2 separate regions of the Mus musculus genome follow, and region 1 is linked to region 2. A link is a loop called in an ENCODE intact Hi-C map of the cell type or tissue named here. Cell type or tissue: heart. All regions are shown on one strand. Each heading gives the region's core, and the rest is flanking DNA. Links, peaks and the distances in the headings are about the cores only.

Region 1 (12,956 bases), core at 2,149-10,148, 310 kb before region 2:
ACTCAGCCGCTGTACAACCAACCCTTCAGCAGCTGATGAGCACCACTACAGGAGCCGGGATTCGTGGTGGGAGCACGGGGAAGGGGCGGAGCTTATGAGTACCTCTGCAGGAGCAAAGGTGGTGGGAGCACCGAGAAAGGGGTGGAGCTGCAGATCCTAACCCAGCCAAAGCACAGATACACGGAAGTAACCACAAGCAGACATGAGGGAGGAGGAGGAGTGGACACTTCTAAGAGGTTGGAGTTCAACTCCTCAGTTACAAAACAAAGTTTAAACCTAAAAAACCGGTCAAAACCCCACTTGGAAAACACATAGGGAGAAGAGTAGGTGCCTCCGTGATTCAATGTGACGTTACTGACATGGCGAGAATGCCGTCAACCCGCCTGGGTAATTAATGTACAGGGCTTCGGGGAACAGGACACTACCCTGACTCAGTTTTACGGAACCGAATCTAAGCTAACATGGGAAAAATACCACCACTATTACCACCTAAACAAACAAACAAACAAACAAACCTGGAGAAGTAACTTTCAAAATCAAGACTCTGAGACTGTTTTCTGCTGGCTTATCATCTCTACTCCCGCCCTCATCGGGACATAGTCATCATCGGGTCATAATGTAAAACCCATGCTTCTAACAGCATTGGGGCACACACGTGTACGTAAAGCGTGAAATGTAGGGCCTCATAATGACTCCTTAACTTCTAAAAACTGTTCTTTCCAGGTAGTGGCCAGCACTTGGGAGGCAGGGACAAGTGATCTTCACAAGTTCTAGCCCAGCCAGGGCTACACAGTGAGACCCTGTCTGGAAACCAACGTAAGAAAGGGGAAGGAGGGGGCAGGGGGGGGAGGGGACGGAAACAAATATCTTTTATTACCACTCTAAGCTTCAGTGCTAACACAGGCTGAGCAACATTTACCGTGCTCTGTACAGCGCTGGCAGGCTTCCTGCCCAACCCCAGTATTCAGCCAGACGGTTATTACCTGCACAAATGTGAGTGCTGCTTTCTGTAGGAGACACTCGGCGTAACAGATCTCAGCATGCATCTCCTCTATTAAAAACAAATACATTGATATTACTCTATTAAAAACAAATACATTGATATTAAGAAACAGTATTGTTTTAAAACATTCTGAAAATCGTGGAAGATAGATAAGCCCAAGAAAGACGCAAAAGCCGAGATGGCATCCATGCTTCCAGAGAAACAGGATGGCCTGTTCCTGGATAAGCCTGGATCGTGTGAATGGTTAAGGTCATCTTCACCTCCAGCTAACATTACCAGCAGAGAGAGGCTCGAGAAGAGGAGGAAACCGACTGTTTGTCTGAACAGGGTCTCACTTGGAGCCCAAGCAGTACTAGTTGTAGTCCAGACTGTCCTTCAACTCACGGCAATCCTCCTGCCTCAGCCTCTTGGTACTATAGGCATGAATCACCCCTGAACCCATGTGTGCTCACAAAAAGGAATTACCAGAGCCAGGCCAGCCCAGCGACATATGCACCACCCAACATGTCCTGGTGTCCTGGACAGTCTGCTGTATTTGCAGAGATCAGAGAGAGAGAGAATTTTATGTTTCTACATGAACAAAACCATCAGATTCCTATCTCCATGGAGTAGAGGACACCACGGGGCCTCTGCTGTCTGTGGAAATTGGTGTGTTATTTGAGCTTGGAGGGAAGATTCTGCTTCATGCTAGTACAGGGTACTGCTCAGGCCTGCCTTTCCTCTCTGCTGGTCTCCTCATTTATATGGTCCAGTAATAATGCTTCTACTTTGCAACCATGGATTAAATGAGTATTGCCTGTAGCGCTTATCAGACACGCGCGCGCGCACACAATCAGCCTTGATGAATGCTGGCAACTCTGACCATTATTGTTTTTGGCCCGAGTCTGTGCTTCTTGGTTAAGGTTCAGAAGGCGGCACAGGGCCTTTTTAATTCAAGTGCTGACGCAACAGGAGGCAATCTGCGTCACTGGGAACACTGCTGGCCAAACTAGATAAAATAGAGGTTTTCCTTCATTTACACACACATGGCCCACGGGCTCTCTCATACTGACTCAACTTAAATGTTCAATTTGTGAAAAGTACTATGCAGCTAAGTTCCTCAGAAACAGGCAGGGAGATGGGGTAGAAGACACCACCAGGACACGGTGTTGTCTGTGTGCATCCTGGCACTGCCACCAGTCACGATCCAGTCTCCAGGACGCCTTCCCTCAGAGTATGCCTCTGGGTTTTCAGGACCTTCACAGGAATGCCAACTAGCAGATGATTTTCACCACCTGACTAGCCGAGTCCTAGGTTATGCCCTTCCCTCGCCCAGCCTTTTGAGCAGGCTAAACAGATCTTGAGTGTGTGCCACAGTGGGCTTTCTGACCTAGGTGGAGTCGTCCTCCTTGCTGCACCTGCAACTTCCTACAGGAATTCAGAGGAATAGACTGCCCGCTGAGCTTACTTTGCAACATAATCCAGCTGAAACAAAAGATGGGTTTGGTGCTGCAGAATTAAACTTTGAGCCAAGCTCTGAACCTTTGACTTGGCTTCGCCCTTCTCTCATACCCGTCCTTTCATTTCCAGCCCCGCTTTCAGGTAAACCCAGTTCACCCATGGCCGCTGGACAGCTACACTGGGTAACTGCTACAAAGTGACAACCGCCTGGGGTTATCAATGCCAATGCCACCTTGAGAACAGATGACTGGCCTGGGGCAGGAGAGGGGAAGGGAAAGGTCAGCACTGGTTGAGGACCAGAAGATAGAAGGCAAGAAAGTGCAGGCGCCCTCCCAAAGGGGCAATGGGGAGCCTCTGGCTATAGCATGAGGTTCCTGAGGGGAGGGGAGGAGAAGGCAGCAGGCTGGCACAGGGGCAGTGCCGAAGGCTACAGTTGGCGGTGGGCTAAACAGCAGGTCCTCATCAAGGCCTGAGCAGAAGGGCGACTAAACCAAAGACAGACAGACTTTGGTATCCAATAATACAAAGGATATGAGACAAAGCAGGGAGAGTCTGGACTCTGTAATTCCCGTGTAAGTATTCTCCCTACCGACTCTCTTCCCACATTCCAAGCTCTGCACCTCACTTAAGCATCGCACTCTCTGAAATGAGCTGTTCAGCACCAGCCACCAGTCATGGGAGGAGAGGAGCAAGAGTGTTCCACACCAGGTCCATGAAAACCGCCATGGAGATACTCATTCCTGAACACAGAGAGAAACTGGACCATGCAAACAAAAATTACCAACAGGAAAACAAATCCTATACTAAAGCGACAGTGTGCTGCCGTGCCCTGTTGTTCTGGTTTGGTTTTTGCCAACCTATCATAAATTAGTTATCTAGAGAGAAGAAACTCAATGGGAGAAACTAACCTCCATCAGGCTGCCTATAGGCCAGTCTGCGGAGCATTTTCTTGATGGATGATTGGCCCAGCAGGTGGTCCTGGGTGGTTTTAGTTCCTGCCTCAGCTTCCCCTGATAAGGGACTGTAATGCATCCTCCCCATCTTGATTTTGGTCAGGGTGTTTGTCACACCAATTGAAAGCAAACTAAAACACCCTTCAAACTTAAAAGTCTGTTTAGGATGCCCTCAGAAGCAAAAACACTGGAAATAAGATGGAACTTCATGTATTTCGCTTTATTCCTTCACTGTGACTGATTTACACTGAGTAATTTCTTCACCAACATACACCTTAATTGTAAATTCCTTAGTCCATGAAAAAATTCATGGTGCACTCAAAAAGCTAGCTAAACATCCTTTTTGTACTAATCTAAAGATATTTATAGTTCAGAATAAGCTACAGACATGGGCCAGTTAATTTTTCAATATTTAGTGGAAAGTCCAGATTTCCTAACTTGCTCTGTTTAAAGGCAACAAGGGGAAACCAGAGCACAGCATCGCTGACTTTCCACACGTGATCCATCAGCCATGTAAGGTGTTTCCCAGCCCTCCACGGGAGAACATGGGGACAGCGGAAGAGCAGTGGTTTAGGAAAAGCAGACCAGTTCCCATGCTGCTCTGACAGCTGGATCACCTTGGCCTTTCTCTCTGTGGACATCAGTTAAACACAAAAGGGGGAGAGGGGGATAATGCTAAGGAATGCACCAAGAGGGTGCCTGGCACACAGAGAACACTTCAAAAAAAAATAGAGCATTAACATGTTTTAGAATTATTTATTCTCACACCAAAAATACCATGTCATTCCTCTTAAAACTAAGGTTTAAAACTCTCCAGTGTCACCTTCACACCACAAAGAAAAAGGGAAGCAGTCACCAATGGACCAGGGAAGGAGTCACATGGGGTTCCCAGGAAGGAAAAGGCAATGCAAGTCATACTGGGGCCAGTTCAGTCTCATGGATTGTCTCGGAAACACTTTAGGCCTCCCAGTACCAGCTCTTGTTCTTAGGGATGCTCGGAGATCAGTTTCTGATGAAAAAGAAGATAGGTTTCAACTGCTGACAGTAACCAACAAAATACCATCAGTTTCTGCCATGGTTGAGTCAATACTCTTTTCTAGTAAGTCCTAAACACAAGGGACGTGTCACAGTCCTGTCCTGTGATCAACACTGAGAGCTCACATCACTAACTTCTCCAATGGCCCAAACAAGCTGACAACACTCCTACAGGACAAACGGAGCCCCATGGTAAATCTCTCTCCAGGTGTGTGCAGTGTCCACTTGACATTAGGTCTGTCCTGCCTTGACAGCCATCCCCAGAGCTGTGCTCGCTTCCCCAAACCGCAGCTGCTCCAGGGTTTGCACTAATCATCTCTTCCAAAACACAGGCTTGAAAGTGACACTAGAGTCCCTGGATGCCCCCTGGTGATGACGCACCCTTCTGTTGAGGGCTGATTAGGGCTACTTCTCCCCTCATCTTAGAGGGAATAGGGAACAATGGGTGATGATGTTCCTCCCAGCTATCTGGCTGAGTGCTTTCCTGGACTCCTGATTATTCTTAAAGCCCACAAGCCAAACATCTTCATCAGCTATGTAGACGAGCACTGTCACTTCAAGGTATAAACTTTATCCAGATACACCTTTAATCTCAGCACTTGGGAGACAGAGACAGGTGGATCTCTGTGAGTTCAAGGTCAGCCTGGTCTACAGAGTGAATTCAGACCAGGGTGGAACCCATAGGAAGACCCTGTCTGAAAAACAAAACAGTACTTTCACCTTGGAAAAACATTAATAGTCTGTAGAAAATGAAACCCTCCAACGATAGTTGAATATAGTTTGAGGGGGGAAAATGCCAATACCTATCAATATTGTAAAATTATAAACCCTTGGTTCCAGTTATTCTACTTTTAGAAAACTGTCTCATGAAGTACTTGAAAGAATACACAAATATATATATATATATATATATATATATATATATATACACACACACACACACACACAAGGATTTTAGGACAACAATATTTGTTAACAGGAAAAAAATTAAAACCATAGAGCTGTCCAAAAATTAAAACCATAGAGCTGTCCTTCAGTGATGAAAGAACAATCACGTTGCTGTACCGAGTACCATCCCATTTCACAACTGCACAGCTCCAAACAGAGAAAACGCATTTACGGACACTGGTGTGGGGCAAGATCACATTGTAGCACAAGTGTGTGGTTCAATGTTTGAAAAAAAAAAAAGAGCAAGTGAAAAACAAACTGCGCGCGTCCCTTATATGCATTTCTGTTTGCACAAATGTGTACACAGCTTCAAAGTCAACCAGGGACCAGGGTGAGCTGGGAAAAGGAAAGGCCACTTCCTTCATTCTCTACACTTCAGTGATGGTTCAGGGGCTCTTAGCCTCTAGAAGACAGAGAGACCAAGCCTCAGTGGATGCTTACCTTCACTCAGTTGTTCCAGGGACCCTCGAGAAAGGAGACTTGAGAAAGACTCGACAACTGTGCATTTCTTCCTGTATCTGCATTGAAGACAAGGGCAAAGATCAGCATCAGGCGAAGCTCACTGTCACTGGTGATCCTTTCAATCACAGCAAGATGTCGCCACATGGCAATTCCTAGTCCCTCTGCAAGGCCAGGCCTCCCTCCTCTGCATACAGTGCCTAGTCCTGAACCACCAACCATGAGCACTCAGCCTACTAAGGGTGGTGTAGAGGAGCCCACAGGCCCACTGCATACGAACCTCCCCTCCTTTGTGGATGAAAGCAGAATGCCTGAGGTAAGTGCCTCCACTTACCTCAGAAAAGAGTGGACTGAAAGTGCAGTCAGGAAAATGTTCTCCATTTGAGATTATAACAAAGTCACATGACGATTCATCTTAGCCACATTAAAATTCACCAATATAAGTAAGAGCCTTCACGATGGCCTTCTACATGCAGAGTACAGCTGAGAACTGACACTCTCATTCCAACAAATCAAGTGTCCAAAGGCATCCTCGGGCAAATAAAAGTTCCCTTCTGAGTGTGCAATTTCTCCCACATAGAACAGGTGCACTCCCTGTTTGACTTGACATGGCACCCAGTTCTTAACCAACCTACCGCAAAAGAACTAGAAAGATGCTCTCTGCTAGCCCTTCTGAAGCCTCCCTCAGACTTGTACCATAGCTCAGGCCCCATGTACCCAGCAGAGGGCACAGGTGCTAAGTGGGAGCTGTATTATAATTCCACTGCATAGAACGGAACTGTCCAAGACACTTTAAATCTCAAGTCCTGCTCCATAGCTCTGGCTAACCTCAAACCAACCCCTTACTTCAGCGACCTGCATTCACTTGGCACTCTGGCGGGAAGGCAGGGGTTGTCTTAGCTCGGATATAAATTACTCAGTCATACTTTTGGCAGGTTTGTAAAGCGTCCTTCATGGCAGAGATGCCATTCTGGATGTCCTGCTGCTCGAAGGTCATGACAGCCTGCAACACCACAATGGTGCTGTAGCCCAAGGCGTGGTACATGCTCTCCTTGGCCCTGGAAAAAACACAGCCGGTGAGTACATCTCAGTACAATGGAAAGGAAAGACACAAAAGCCCAGGTTTTTTCTGATACCAACAATACCTAATCCTCACCGTGTATATCTCAACTTCTCCTCCATAGTTACTGAAATGATACAAGCTCCAAAAAGCCTGCTTTAAAACCTCAAGTATCAATTGAAACCCACACAGTAGAATGAAGTGCTGGGGACAACATGCCTTTCCCTGATTCAACACAAGGGGGCAGCCTCTGGACTTTTTTTCCTCGGAAAAAGTTTATAAGCAAAGCTATTTTTTTTTCCCCAGTTGAATGGGGGCAGTGCACCACCTTAAAATCTGAAAAGGGTGAGGCTTGGTGACACACAGCTGATCTTAGCATCCAGAGAAGCAGAAAGAGGAGCTCAGGAACTCAAGGTCCTCTTCTGTGAGTCTGAGGCCAGCCTGGGCTACTTGAACCTTATCTAAAAAAGGAGGATGGAGGGAGAAAAAATCTAAGGGAGGGGGATGAGGCAAGGCAAGGCGAGTCGAGGCGAGGCGAAACTTTAATGTGATATGAAGAAAAAGTGCCTTTAAAACTGTTCTCTCCTTTCCAGTCAAAGCCAAGAGGAAGCAAGATTTTTGCACTAAATTAGGTCACGCACAGAGAGACCTGAGAGAGTAGCCCTTAGGATCTAATATCTGAGGGTCCTGAGGAAAGCTCCTAACAGTGGGGTAACCAGGCTCTGGTCACTGCCTGAGCGTGCTAGCTCCTCTCAAAGCCTCTTACCTGACCATCTATGTTTCAACATCCTGAGGCAACCTTATTCCTTTTGTTCTTCCTCACACAGAGTCTAAATAAAGAGCCTTTGTCCTGAATGAAGGCACTGCCCGCCCACCCCAGTTATCACCCCAGTTATCAGTGGCAGTTCAAACCTCACACTCAAGTGGGGTGGAAAAGGAATTTTAACAATGAACTGTGCATAAAGATCAGAGACCATGAAATCAATAATTTATTTTTATGCTATTTTATAAGCACATTGTATAAGTGAAAGAGGGTTTGTTTAAAAAAAATAAATAAATAAAGGACACAGAGACACTGAGTCAGAATCGAGAGCTAAAGAGCAGCAAAGCCAGGCAGACCGAAGATGATGAAGGAAGCAGGGGTCCAGTAGACGACAGGCAAGTCTTAGGGACACTGCTGGCCACTTGACATGAGGGATCAGGTCCCCCCAGTTCAGCATCAAAGAAGCTTCCCCCGTCCCCCTAGACGCTGAGTCTGGAGACCACTACAAGATCACTTCTGCAAAGTCCACATCACATACACAGCTGGGGCCAGTGAGCAGGTAGGGTGTGTGTGTGTGTGGGGGGGGGGGTGCTGCCAAGCCTGAAAGCGCAGCGTTAGTAACTTCCATGACAACAGTAGCGAGCCTTCATCATATTCCTATTCTCTGAGATTTGATCTTAGCACTGGGATTACGCATCTCTAGTTATTCCCCTGCTGGCTTCAAAGGCAACGCTGGTCAGAGATTCTCCAAAACCATGGAGACGACGCCCCAGCACGCGTAGAGGCTAGGGTGTAAGCATCGGAAAATTTCTCCTGACCCAATATGAAACAACACTTCTTTAAAGCTGATTGACCGGATGGGTCCCATTCAAACTAGCTTATACACACTGAGGCAGGCACAGACACGGGAACATACAAACACGACATCAGAAAAACACATAAAATATCAACTGAGAAATAGAGTTAATTACCATGGACGTAGCAACTCTAGGGCATCTTTAAATTTGTTACTTAGAAATAAGTTCAGTGCCTCTGCACACTCCTCCAGGCCGCTCTTGAGATCCACCTTGGCTGATGAACTGAAGAGAAAAAGGAAAAGACATGGGAGTTTGGTAACTTTTACTATTAGCTCCTTGCCCCGGGAGCTAATAGTAAAAGTAGGGCTGGAGACCAGCTGACATCCCCCCTCCCCCTCCTTTGGTGCTTCTCAATGCTGGGGCAAAGAAGCTTCCCCCATCCTCTGTAAGGCCAATGCTCTGAGCCTATAAGAAACAGGTGGATAGAAAAGAGGCACAAGTGTGCACTGCACACACAGACATGGCAAGGCTGAACTCTGGGTGCCCAATTACCCTCATTAACACTGAGATGCAGATAAGTCTATGCAGGAGAGAGGGAAGTAGAGCCAGAGACAACCAATGATTTTGTTTTTCTGGAGTTTGCTCTTTGAAACAGGGTCTCACACCACAGCCCAGGCTGGTCTGGACCTCAAGGCCCAATTCTCCTGCCCTAGCCTCTGAGTGCTTTCATCATAGCCATAAAACTCTGAACTTCATTTCCCTGAAAAATCCTTCTGGCCGGCCAAGGCAGTTGGTGTCCACTCGAGTCTTTTTTCCTCTGGCTCTTCTTCCTAAGTGGGAAGGAGGGGAGGGGGCACACAGCACTGCATTCTCTCTGGAATAATCTCTCTTATCAGACAGGGGCCCTTCAAAGAAGGTTCCTCCTTGTTCTTCCAAAAGGAAACAGGAAAAGAAAATGACATCCCAAAATATGGTGCCTTGCCACGCTGACCACTAACGGAGCTTAGAACCCATGTCTCTTAGGCCTTCTCCCATTTCCTTTTACCTTCCTTCTTTTCATTCTTTTTAACTGGAGTCCTGGCCTAAAGCTCACTAAGTAACCCAGACCAGCCGAGAACTGATGTAATCTACCTGCCTTGGCTTCCTAAGTACATACTACCACTCTTACATTCTAGGGCATCATTTTCTAACAACACCAACTCTGTCTATAACATAGCTGGGCCTCAACTTCCTTATCTGTAAAATGGGAGCACAGCAATCTATTTCCTGGGGCAGTTTTGAGAAAGTTTGACCAACAAACAAGTGCCCATAGTAGGCACCAACTACATGAGGGGTTGGGAGGGCAAAGGTCACAGGCACGGAGGCCTAATTCTGAGGATGACTGTGACTGAAAGATGCTCCCTAACTATTATACAGTGGGGTGACTCATGGGAATATCTAGGTTGCAGGGAGGAGGACTTCTAGGCTGCATATGCTGCAAGCAAGACAGAAAATGAGAGAAATGACAGAAACTAGGCCAAAGTCAGAGACTATAGTGTCAGAGGGGGTGGATTCTATCCTAAGAACAAAGCCAAGTGCACTGTCTCAGAAATCCTGTCCCCCAGCAGATGTGGGGAGCACACCTTTAGTCCCAGCTCTCGAAAGGCAGAGGCAAGCAGATCTCTCTGAGTTTGAAACCAGCCTGGTCTACAAAGCAAGCTCCAGGCCAGCCAGGGCTACACTGTCTTAAACAAAACAAAACAAAACAAAACAAAACAAAACAAAACAAAACAAAACAAAACAAAACAAAATGTCGGTGTGCCCCAGGCTTCTCTCTGAGGTTTTGCACCACCCCTCAATGTGATCTGCAGAGAAAGGCCCTGTTTTAATAATCTCTCACACATAAATTAGTCAAAATCTAGTAATATTTGCTTAGTAGGTATCAGCTGCTGCTGCAAAAGCCAGAGAAGACAAAAATTCGAATGCAAAAAAGGATAAAAATGTGATTGAATTATACACTGAAAGGAAAGAGGTAAAAATTAACATCTTCCCGAACTAAAAGGCGTGGTTGGTACACGGCATGTAGTCCGAGCACTTGGGAAACAAAGGCAAGAATGCATGTGAGTTTCCAGCCAACCTGGTCTCATATTGAGATCCAGGACAGCTGGGGCTACATAGAAAGAGCAGGAGGAGGAAGAGGAGGAGGAGGGAGAGGAAGAAGAGGAGGAGGAATAAGAGGAGGAGGAGGAGAAGGAGAAGCAGAAGCAGCAGCAACAAGCAACTTAGTCTAGTCTAAGTTCCTGTACATTAGCTCTGCTTTGGCCATTTCTGCCCATCCTAGTTTATTTAAGTATGAGTGCAGTGAGCTGCTCTTTAATAGCTCATTAGTGTGATGCTATTTTTGCAATGCCTAATTTGCCTCTAAAAGAATTAACTGATTTTTAAACAGCTTCTTGGCAAATACTGGGAACTACCTTGATTTAGCCTAGTGGTGAAGATGAGAGATCTGGATAAGCAGGGAATTCAGTGCCGTGGGCAAATGCCAAATGAGTTCGGAAGAAGCAGGAAAGGCAGGGAGGAGGGAAATAAGCAGGAAGAGGAGGTGCACACCAGAGGCCCGCCTTCACTTCCGGAGCTCAGGCTGCGTTCCCTCTTACACTAGGAAGGGTCTTTCCCGAGGATATGGGGAAGTGTACTGGTGGATGCTTACTCTCTGATACAAAGGGTAAACACTGCCTACATCACCCTCTAAGACAAAGAAGCCAGGTGTGGCGGCACACACTTGTAATCACAGAAACTAGAAAGCTGAGGAGGAGCACTGCTCAAAGTTCAAGACCAGCCGAGCTAGATAGGGAATTCAAGGCCAGCATAGACAACATGGTGAGACCTCTTATCCAAATGACAAAGGCTGCAGAGATAGGTCAGTCAGTAAAGCATGTGCCTTGTAAACCCCAGGACCTGAGTCTGGAGCCCCAGAAACCACGTAAAAGCAGGATGCGGTGAAGCACACCGGTAACCCTAGCAACGATGCGGAAGATGGAAAGAGGTGGGTCCCTGAACACTCACAGGCCAACTAGCCTGGCCTATGTGGGAAGCTCCAGCCCAGTAAGAGATCCTTCCTCAAACAACGGTAGAAGGTTCCAGGGGACAGACAGCTGTGGCTGTCCTGTGAACATAGCATTGCAACCCCTCCCCCCACAAGCATGCTATCCATTAATTAATTAAAGAGGAAAAGGGAAGCTAGGTTAGGGTCAATGGTTTGATCAGTCTATCCTTCATTCTTTTTTAAAAATAACAAGATCATGCATAATAAAATAAAATTATAATAAAATATTATATCCACTTAAAAAGCACAGTCCAGGATACCCAGTATAGCCACATTACTGTGCAATCTCCAGAACTTTTATACCCTACAAAACTGAACCTATGTTCTTAATTTTGCTTGTTTGTTTTTGTTTTTGCTTTTCGAGACAGGGTTTCTCTGTGTAGCCCTGGCTGTCCTTGAACAACTCACTCTGTAGACCAGGCTGGCCTCGAACTCAGAAATCCACCTGCCTCTGCCTCCCAAGTGCTGGGATTAAGGGCACTCGCCACCACTGCCTGGCCTGAACCTATGTTCTTGTCACTAGCCTCCACTCAAAATTTGCCACAATCAATGATTTAGCCATTTGGGAGTCTCATCCTACTAAACTGTCTCTGGAATTTTACCTCCTTAGTGGCTATAATCTCCTTCATGGTGCTGGGATTCCCCCAAAGCAGCCTTCATTAATAACTGACACTAGCCTGCTTTGTACCCACATGGGGATGAAGTAGAATCCATACAACAAGAATAAAGAAGTTTTTAGAAAGTTTCTCTCTATTTCTTTAACCTGAGAGCTCAGACTCCTGCTTTCATGAAGGAGGATACATTTCCTTAAATACAATACACATCAAAGGGATAATGATACACTTTGTCCTTGAGGACAATGATATACTTTATCCCTGGGATTTGAAAATGAGCAACCTTTGCAACAGCCCACTTCCATAAAAAATGCCTGCGTGAAGACCTAACAGCATGTCTCCTCTCTAATTACGGGACATGGTAAGAGGCTGATCCGACGGTGAGAGTGCCGGCCAACACAGTCTTCCCTCATTTTTCCAAAGTGCTTAACACAACTACTTCAGCAACTAGTCTATCAAGAAACTGGATGTGATAGCACACCACTTGCTGAAATCTGTGACTTTGTCACTCGTGCCCTTTAAAAACACTGGTTTTTAAAGATACAGTATATGATAATAAATACAAAATCAAACAATTCCAGAGCCACAAAGTATCATAGCTAATAGTCATGTTCTTCTCTACGTATCAAATTTCTTCTATGGGAAGATTTCTCTCCTCTTATTTCCAGGTTGAATGATAATCAAAAGAAACCATCACAAGGATTTGAGACTAAACAAACAAGAGGTCCGACAAGGGCAGACGGAATCACAAAAGGTATGCTGCCCGGAGATGACGGCAGAACGTCGTTTGCCTGGTTGC
Region 2 (8,000 bases), core at 1-8,000:
AATTGATAAATGGGATCTTATGAGACTGAAAAGCTTTTGTAAGGCAAAGGACGTAGTCAATAGGACAAATTGGCAACTTACAGATTGGGAAAAAAAATCACTAACTTCACATCTGATGGAGGGCTAAGACCCAAAATATATAAAGTACTCAAGAAGCTAACCTCCAAAAACACTAAACAACCCAATAAAAAAAATGGGGTATAGAACTAAACAGAATTCACAACTGAGGAATCTTAAATGGCAGAGAAGCACTTAAAGAAATGTTCAAGGTCCTTAGTGATCAGGGAAATGTAAATCAAAACAACCCTGAAAGTCTTTCTTACATCAATCAGAATGGCTAAGATCAAAAACTCAGGTGACACCACACGTTGGCGAGAATTCAGAGAAAGGGGAATACTCTTCCATTAATGGTGGGATTGCAAACTGGTACAACCACTCTCAATCTGGAGGTTCCTCAGAAAATTGGAAATAGATCTACCTGAAGACCCAGCTATACCACAATTGGGAATATACTCAAAAGATGCCCTACCATGCCACAGGGGCATGTTTCACTATGTTCATAGTGGCCTTATTTGTGATATCCAGAAGCTGGAAACAACCCAGATGTTCTACAGTGGAAGAATGGATACAGAAAATATGGTTCATTTACACAGTGGAATACTATTCAGCTATTAAGAACAAAGACATCATGAGTTTTGGAGGGAAATGGATGGAAATGGAAAATATCATTCTGTGTGTGATGTATCTCAGACCCAAAAGGACATGCATGGTATGCAATCACAACCCAGAGTACAATCCACAGAACTCAAAAAGGTTAACGAGCCATAGGGCCCAAGTGAGGATGCTTCAGTCCCACCAGCTTTCATTATACTGAGATACATTCCTTTTATCCCCAGTTTCTTTAGATTTTGTTAAACAAAATGAAAGTTTTTAAGGTTTAGTGTGTGTGTTTGGGGAGGGGGCACACAATTTGCATGAACCAAGCCTCTACTATACAGATTCTCAGGTCACACTTGGATTACTACACTTGGAGGCAAGTACTTGGGAGGCCATTTCACTGGCCCACTTGGGTGCTTTTATCATAAAGAGACGCTGTGTTTTGTCAAACACCATTTTTGCTTCCCTTAAGATGATCATGTGATTTCTGTCTTTGAGCCCATTTATGTGATGTATTATTACATTCATTGATTCACGTATGGGATTTCATGTGGCCTGAGCCTCACAAGTCTTGTGTTTGCTATCATAACTACAGTGAGTTTCTATTATTATGCTCCAACTCCACGGGAAACCCAGGAGAGCTCAAGAACTGCAGAGCCCGCTGCAATCGTGCATAAGAGTCTTTTAGTCACGAGTCAGACTAGGATCACAACCCTTCCCACAGCATAGGACAGGAGTGCAACCTTGAGCTTGGGTGTCTTGGCACTTACATCCAGCATAGTTAGAAATTCTTCAAATGCTTAGGGTGATGGGAGGGAAGGTGGGTGAGATAAGTCATGACTCAGACAGGATACCATTTGGAAGGGCGGAATCACAAGGCTGAGAGGGGGAGTCTTCTGACCTAAGGATGATCTTTATGGGGCTATCAGGAGCTAGTTTTATGACTGGCCATAACTATCTGTGACCTACCTACCTTCTATGATTTAAACGTGGGACCTTAATCTCCCTTTTCCAAGGATAGGCACCAGCGGCACCTGGGAAGCGCCCAGCAGGTTATCAGGGAGAGTGCTAGCCTTGGTGCCACTGCAGCTGGGGAGATTTGTCATTGTCTCACTCAAGCTGGTGCCTGTGGCTCCTCAAGTTCTCCGTGTGTGTGTGTGTGTGTGTGTGTGTGTGTGTGTGTGTGTGCGTGCGTGTGTGTGTGTGAACCCCCGTGTTTGCTGCAGGAGGGAGCAGGGGTTGGGGAAAGCAGAACTTCTGAGGGAAACCACAGAGGCTTGCTGTGGGAGAGAGCCTAGGGTGGGGGAGGGGGGCTTCTGTGGGAGAGTGCAGAAGGAAGCCTCCTGTGCACTTCACTATGTTCATGTGTCTTGTGTCTGGAAAATGCTTTTTTCTTGTAGTAATCTGTTGTGTCCGGCCAGCAGACCACAACCTGGGTTCTAGCCTGGAAAGGCATTTTGGAAACCTGGAAGAGAAGAGGGGCTAGGTGGCGAGAGAAAGAAATGTAGCCAAGACAGTTATTCTGATCAAAGCTCAATTTTACTAGTTCCGACATTTCAGTTATAAAGGAAGGGGGAGGGGACCCGATTCCTGCCGAATAATCTCAGGTCCAGTAGAAAGGTGAGCACGTGTGTGGCTCCAAACAGCAAAGCTGGCAGGTTCCAGCAGTGGGCGTGGCAGAACGAATGAGCAGGAAGCTCCACCCCTGAGCAAGCAGGTTTCAGGCTGGAGGAGGGGAGACTACAGTAATCCATTGCCTCTGGCGTTTACAATCCTTCCCACCCTCTGTCCTGTGGTCCTGAGCCTTCAGAGTTACTGCTCATCTATGGTCATTGCTGCTCCATTCACAATATACACGAAATGGAAACACCCAGATGTTCTTCCGCTGATGAATAGTGAATAATGAAACTGTGGTCTACCTACACAACGGGATATTATTCAGCTATTAGGAAAAATGAAATTTGAGGACAGTTGGATGGAGCTTGAAGTGGTCATCCTGAGTGAGGTAACCCAGACCCAGAAGACAAGCATCACATTTTCTTTCATATATGGATGCTTTGACTCTTCAGATGTGTATGTTTCATCTGTAAACACTACGAGATCAGGAAACGAGTAAGGGGCCATGGAGAGAGGCTTGCAGGAAACAGGAGGTAGGGTAAAGGGCTGAAGGAGATTAATGATGGGGATGGAGAGGTGGCTCAGGGGTTAAGAGCCCTGGCAGCTCTTACAGAGGACCTGGGTTCAATTCCCAGTGTCGACATGGTGCCTCAAACTGTCAGTTACTCCATTTAAATGAAATTCAGTGTTCTTTTCTGGCTTCTGAGGACACTGAATGCACATGGTGAACAGAAAAAACAACACATATACATAAACAAAATCTCCAAAAAATGTATGGGAGATAAATGGAACAGAAGAGTTGCATTAAAGTTAGGGATGGGAAGGCAGGGTAAAGGAGGAAATGGGAGGTGGATAGTTACTCTAAAGACCCTTTCAAAAAGCTATATGGAGACCTACTACTCTAGAGGTTTCCTAAACTATGTATGCACATATATGAAAAGTTAAAATAGAGTTACAGTGTAACAGGGTGGTCTTGCTAGACACCACATGGTAACAAATACACCCAGTGCCAGAATGGGTTACCTTTTTGGTCATTGATGTTCCCATAATCCCTCGTAGGCCCTCAGACATTACTGGCTATTGCTGTTGCTGTTGGTTATCCTTCAGAACACGACAGTGAGGCCCTATTGCTGAAGACATCGCCTACCTGAGCCATTGACCATGGAGAAATCACGTTAGTGCTTGCCTGGAAGCTCCATCCCCACTACTAGCTCTCATATTTCAGGAAGGTACTATATACATGATAACCGAGGAGAAAAATGTTACCCAGCTATGAACCCTGTGAGCCACGTTTAAGAATTGGCCTGGCCATGAACTTGTGATCCTCCTGTCTCCATCTCCTTCAGCAAATCCTACCAGCATGGGCCTGGTTTACAGAGAGAGTTCCAGGGCAGCCAAGACCCTGTTTCGAAACAGACAAACAGACAAACAAACAAACGGCCTGGCAAAACATGAAGACATTCCTGTTGGTATAATAGGGGCTGCAAACATCATGAGGGCAACCAGTAACTTTTTGATTGTATTTAAATCTCAATACACAAGGTGAAACCCATACTGTATCTCAAGAGAACCTACTACTTTTATGCTGCTAGAATGACATGATATTAAACTGAGTCCAATGACTTGTTGTTATACTATAGATTAATACACTCACTAACCCTCATCATAGAAATGTCTATCTGTAATAGATAGTGATTAGCATAGGGACCCACAGCTGGTCCAGGTGTAGAGAAAAGGACTTTGCGATAGTAAATAGAGTCTGGGTTAATACTAGTTATGACACAGTGTAGCATTTATTGATTGATTGATTAGTTGTAATTTTTTCTTTCCATGACTCCTTATGACTCTGTAAGGTTGCCTGTCTTGCTTTTTAAATTTATTTTTAGTTATGGGGAAGGGCAGGCATCTGCAGTGGCTGGAAGTGTGGGATCCTCAGGAGCTGGAGTTACAGGTGGTTGTGAACCTCTTGATGTGGGAGCTGGGGATTGAACTTGAGTCCTCTGGCAATACATGGACTTCATTGCTGAGTTATCTCTTCAGCCCTTTCACTGTACAGTCTACAATTCAGGAACAAATTACTGGTTTTTTTTTTTTTTTCATCCTGGTTCTTTGAGGAGACAACCTTATACCAGATTAGTGTTATAGATAGCCAACTGATGTGTTTTCTAAGCTAGAAAGAGCATATTTGCTTGATACTTTACTAAATATAGTTCTACAAGTATAATTAAAATTCCTCAGGGTTGGAACTATAGTTTGGATTCTGAGAAATGTTGTTTACATAAGTACATATAAAGAGTTATAGTTTTCTGTATGTGTTTGTAGAAGATGTGGAAAGAAAACAAGATTATTTTCTAACAGCACAATGTGGTTTCCTGTGATGTTAAATGTTAGTTTAAAAACAAGCTGCTTTAAAAGACATTTTAAGTTCAACAGTTCCCTCTAGTGGACAGAAGAAAGGACTCTCCCATCTTCTACTGTGAATTTCATTTCACAGGTCAGTATTATTTTTTCCGCTGTAAGAAATCAGATATGCAGCCAGTACCAGTGATGTAACTGGCATCCACCAAGTACTTCATCTCAGTGCGTGAGAGTCTCAATTCGGATGGAAAGCACAGTACATTTTATGCCATCGAGGACCATTTCGAATCACTTCTCCGATTCACCACTGTCCTGTCCCACAGCAGAGCCCCTGTTCTGAACCTGATGTAGAATATTATTTATATACTTTCATGTAGTTTTACTCTGTTTTTAAAAACATTTTATGTTTTTTTACATATATAAGGCCCAAAGGCCCTGTCTCAAAAACCAGACCAAACGAAATAACATTAACGACAGTCTTCATACAACAACAACAACAACAACAACAACAACAACAACAACACACTCCTAAAGTTTTGATGGGACCACTATAAAACCCTTTACAGTTGAAGCAATCTTAAGAAAGAAAGCAAATCAGGAAGTAGCATTATGCGACCGACTTTCAAGTACACCGTTGAGTTGTACTGGTCAGATAAGTATGGATTTGCATGAAAACAGAGAAGCCAATGAAAGAGTCTAAAAGTAAACCCTGCAGCCACACCCAGCTGATGTGGACAAAGGTGCTAAGAACATGTTGGGGAAAAGGACAGTCTTTTCAATAGATGGGAAATTGGAGGAGGGAGGAATTCTCCTGCAGAGGAATGAGACCAGACCATCAAAGTACCAGTTACAGCTCAAACTGGAATGAAGACTTTAAGAACCTGACCTAAAGCTCTCAAACTAGAACAGGGGAGTGCTTGAGGATGGCAAAGCAAGCAAAGATAGTCTTTAAAAAAGATTATGCCCTAAAAGTACAAGAAAACAAAGATAATCAAGTGGTATTGTATCATAATAAAATGAGGTACAGTTGTAGAAATATCTTTTGACATTTGTTTCGTAATTTCTATGAAACACATTTCTCTAATACTTAGAAAAGTCATTTTAATATGGTGATGACATTAATATTTTTCCTGTAGATAGCTCGCTCATTCATTCGTTTATTTGTTTATTTTGAGTCAGGGTTTCTCTGTGTAACCCTGGATGCCCTGAAACTCACTCTGTAGACAGCACTGTCATCAAACTTACAGAGATCTACCGGCCTCTGCCTCCCAAGTGCTAGAGTTAAATTGGTGCACTGGCACCCACCCCTGGCTGCAGATAATGCTTGGACAGTGAGAGGGGACTCACTGGATTGCCCAGTGATGCTGGGCTATTTGGGACAAAGTGTCTACTTTCAAAAATATATTTAATTTTTTTGAGACGGGTTTCTCTTTGTTGCTGTGGCTATCCTGGAAGTCACTCTATAGACCAGACTGGTTTGGAACTTAGAGATCCATCTGCCTCTGTCTCCTGAATACTGGGATTAAAGGCATGCACTACCACCTGACTTTAATTTTATTTTTATTTTGGGTGGGTGAGTGTTCTGCCTGCATACAAGTCTGTGCACCACATTAATGCTTAGTGCCTGGTGTCCTCAGGGGCCAGAAAAGGACATTGGATCCCTGTAACTGGAGTTACAGAATTGCCGTGTAGGTGCTGAGGACTGAACCCAAGTCCTCTGCAAGAAGAGCCAGAGCCCTTATCCACTGAGTCAGCTTCCCAAATTTCTGTTCTTGAGAGCTACAGAGTCCTACAATAAATATATTTTCAGTGCCAACTTTCTTAGTTTTTAAAGTTGTAAAAAATTTTTTTATAGAGGCAATTAAAAAAAATCTCATATTAGGTGAAGGCAAGAAAGACACCTGTGGTGGTGTGAATGACAGTGTCCCCCATAAACTCAAAGTTTGAACACTGAGTCCCCAGTTGGTGGTGCTCTTTGGGTAGGTTGAGGAGCATGGCCTTGCTGGAGGAAGCATGTCCCCGGAGGTGTGCTTTGACAGTTCCAAAGCCTCGTGCTCTTCCCAGCATGCTCTCTTGCTTTGTGCTCCCTGCTTGCCTAACTATTGCCCTGCGTTCCTGCGGGTGGTGTGGGGATGAACTCTTAACCTTTGGAACTGTAAGCCCAAATAAGCCCTTCCTTCTCTCGTATGCCTTGGTCATGGTGTTTAGCACAGCAGTAGAAAAGTAGTTAATGCACAGACCATTCTGACTCCACTCAGACAGAGCAAACATAACTGCGTTAAGTATTTAGACATTCAAATAATTTGAGGTGCTACTCTGATTTCACCCAAAGGTTTGCTCTACACATGAAAGAGTCGTTAATCATCTTTGTCTCTAAAAAAAGTAAAGTTATGTATCATATTAAATATGGATTTGGAGTCAGTACCTTTTAGCTGATGAATATAGATAAATATTATACTCTTTTAATGTGCATTTTAAAATTTACTATTATTGTGTGTGGAGGTGTGCATGCTTAGACTAGAGCATATTTTTGTGGGGTGAGTTCTCTCATTCCACCTTTGTGTGGGTTCTGGTGAGCAGATTGAGGTGTGGGCTTATGTGGTCAGTGCCTTTACCCAGTGAATCATCTTACTGGACCTTTTTGTGGTTTCATGTTAGCATACTAAATAATAAGTTTCATTGTGGAATTTTAGCGAATAGTTTGTTTTTGTTAGCCTCTTTTCCCTCAATCCCTTGTATGTACCTGTACTCTACCACCTCCAGTAGTCTCCTGTCCACTACCAGTAGTATATTCTGAGCACAAAGATCCCACACTAGCAGCTGACCTTACTAAGAATGGAGGACGAGTTTAAGAATGGAGCTGGAGTTGCTCCTAAGTCTTAAGATCACCTGATCTATCTACCTCTTATATGTTTATCTGCACATCTAATCCATATAGGTATGATCTTACACAATTTACACCATACATTATAAAATCACTTGTGTTATATCAACTGTATGGGAAAAGCAGACTAACGATAAGTTAAAACTAGCAAGAACTGTATGAAGTACATTTCTCAAGATAAAACACTGAAAAAGGAAATGTTCATATAGAAAAGTAAGCTATGGTTAAGCTAACAAATACATTTAAAAACTGATTGTGGTCAGATTCACATATAATGAGTATCATGCTTACTATGCATTGGCCAGTTTTTCAATTCTGATTCTACTTGCTAAAAATGACCTCCAAAGGAAGTGTTAGTGAAGTTAACTTGAAGCTCTAGGGAGTAGGCCACATGGAGATGATACTGTTGCAAAGTGAAATGACCATTTGAGAAGAGAAACTCAAGTCTTACATGGCTGATAGAAGCCAAGCACATATATAAGGT

The links. Peaks named below come from ENCODE experiments on the same cell type or tissue, not always from the same donor. Only the 100,000 strongest peaks of a DNase experiment are listed, where the experiment ranks them.
Region 1: a loop joins it to region 2, with 4 times the contacts of the local background. A loop is called at or near these places in 15 of 42 quality-filtered maps.

What each region holds. Positions count from the first base shown.
Region 1 is chr4:83,255,062-83,268,017 of GRCm38, forward strand. Ttc39b (tetratricopeptide repeat domain 39B) reads right to left here. Exons shown (of 20, transcript NM_027238.2): 4 at 8,633-8,740; 5 at 6,765-6,896; 6 at 5,821-5,897; 7 at 984-1,051. Among named protein-coding and RNA genes, the nearest start is that of Gm42307, 23 kb to the right of the region's middle. In heart, for the core only: a CTCF peak has its summit at 7,130 (motif pointing right); no DNase peak of the experiment used is centred there.
Region 2 is chr4:83,565,978-83,573,977 of GRCm38, forward strand. All of the region lies in intron 6 of Ccdc171 (coiled-coil domain containing 171), which reads left to right. Among named protein-coding and RNA genes, the nearest start is that of Gm25899, 42 kb to the left of the region's middle. In heart, for the core only: a CTCF peak has its summit at 4,724 (motif pointing left); no DNase peak of the experiment used is centred there; H3K4me3 peaks cover 1,324 bases; H3K27ac peaks cover 840 bases.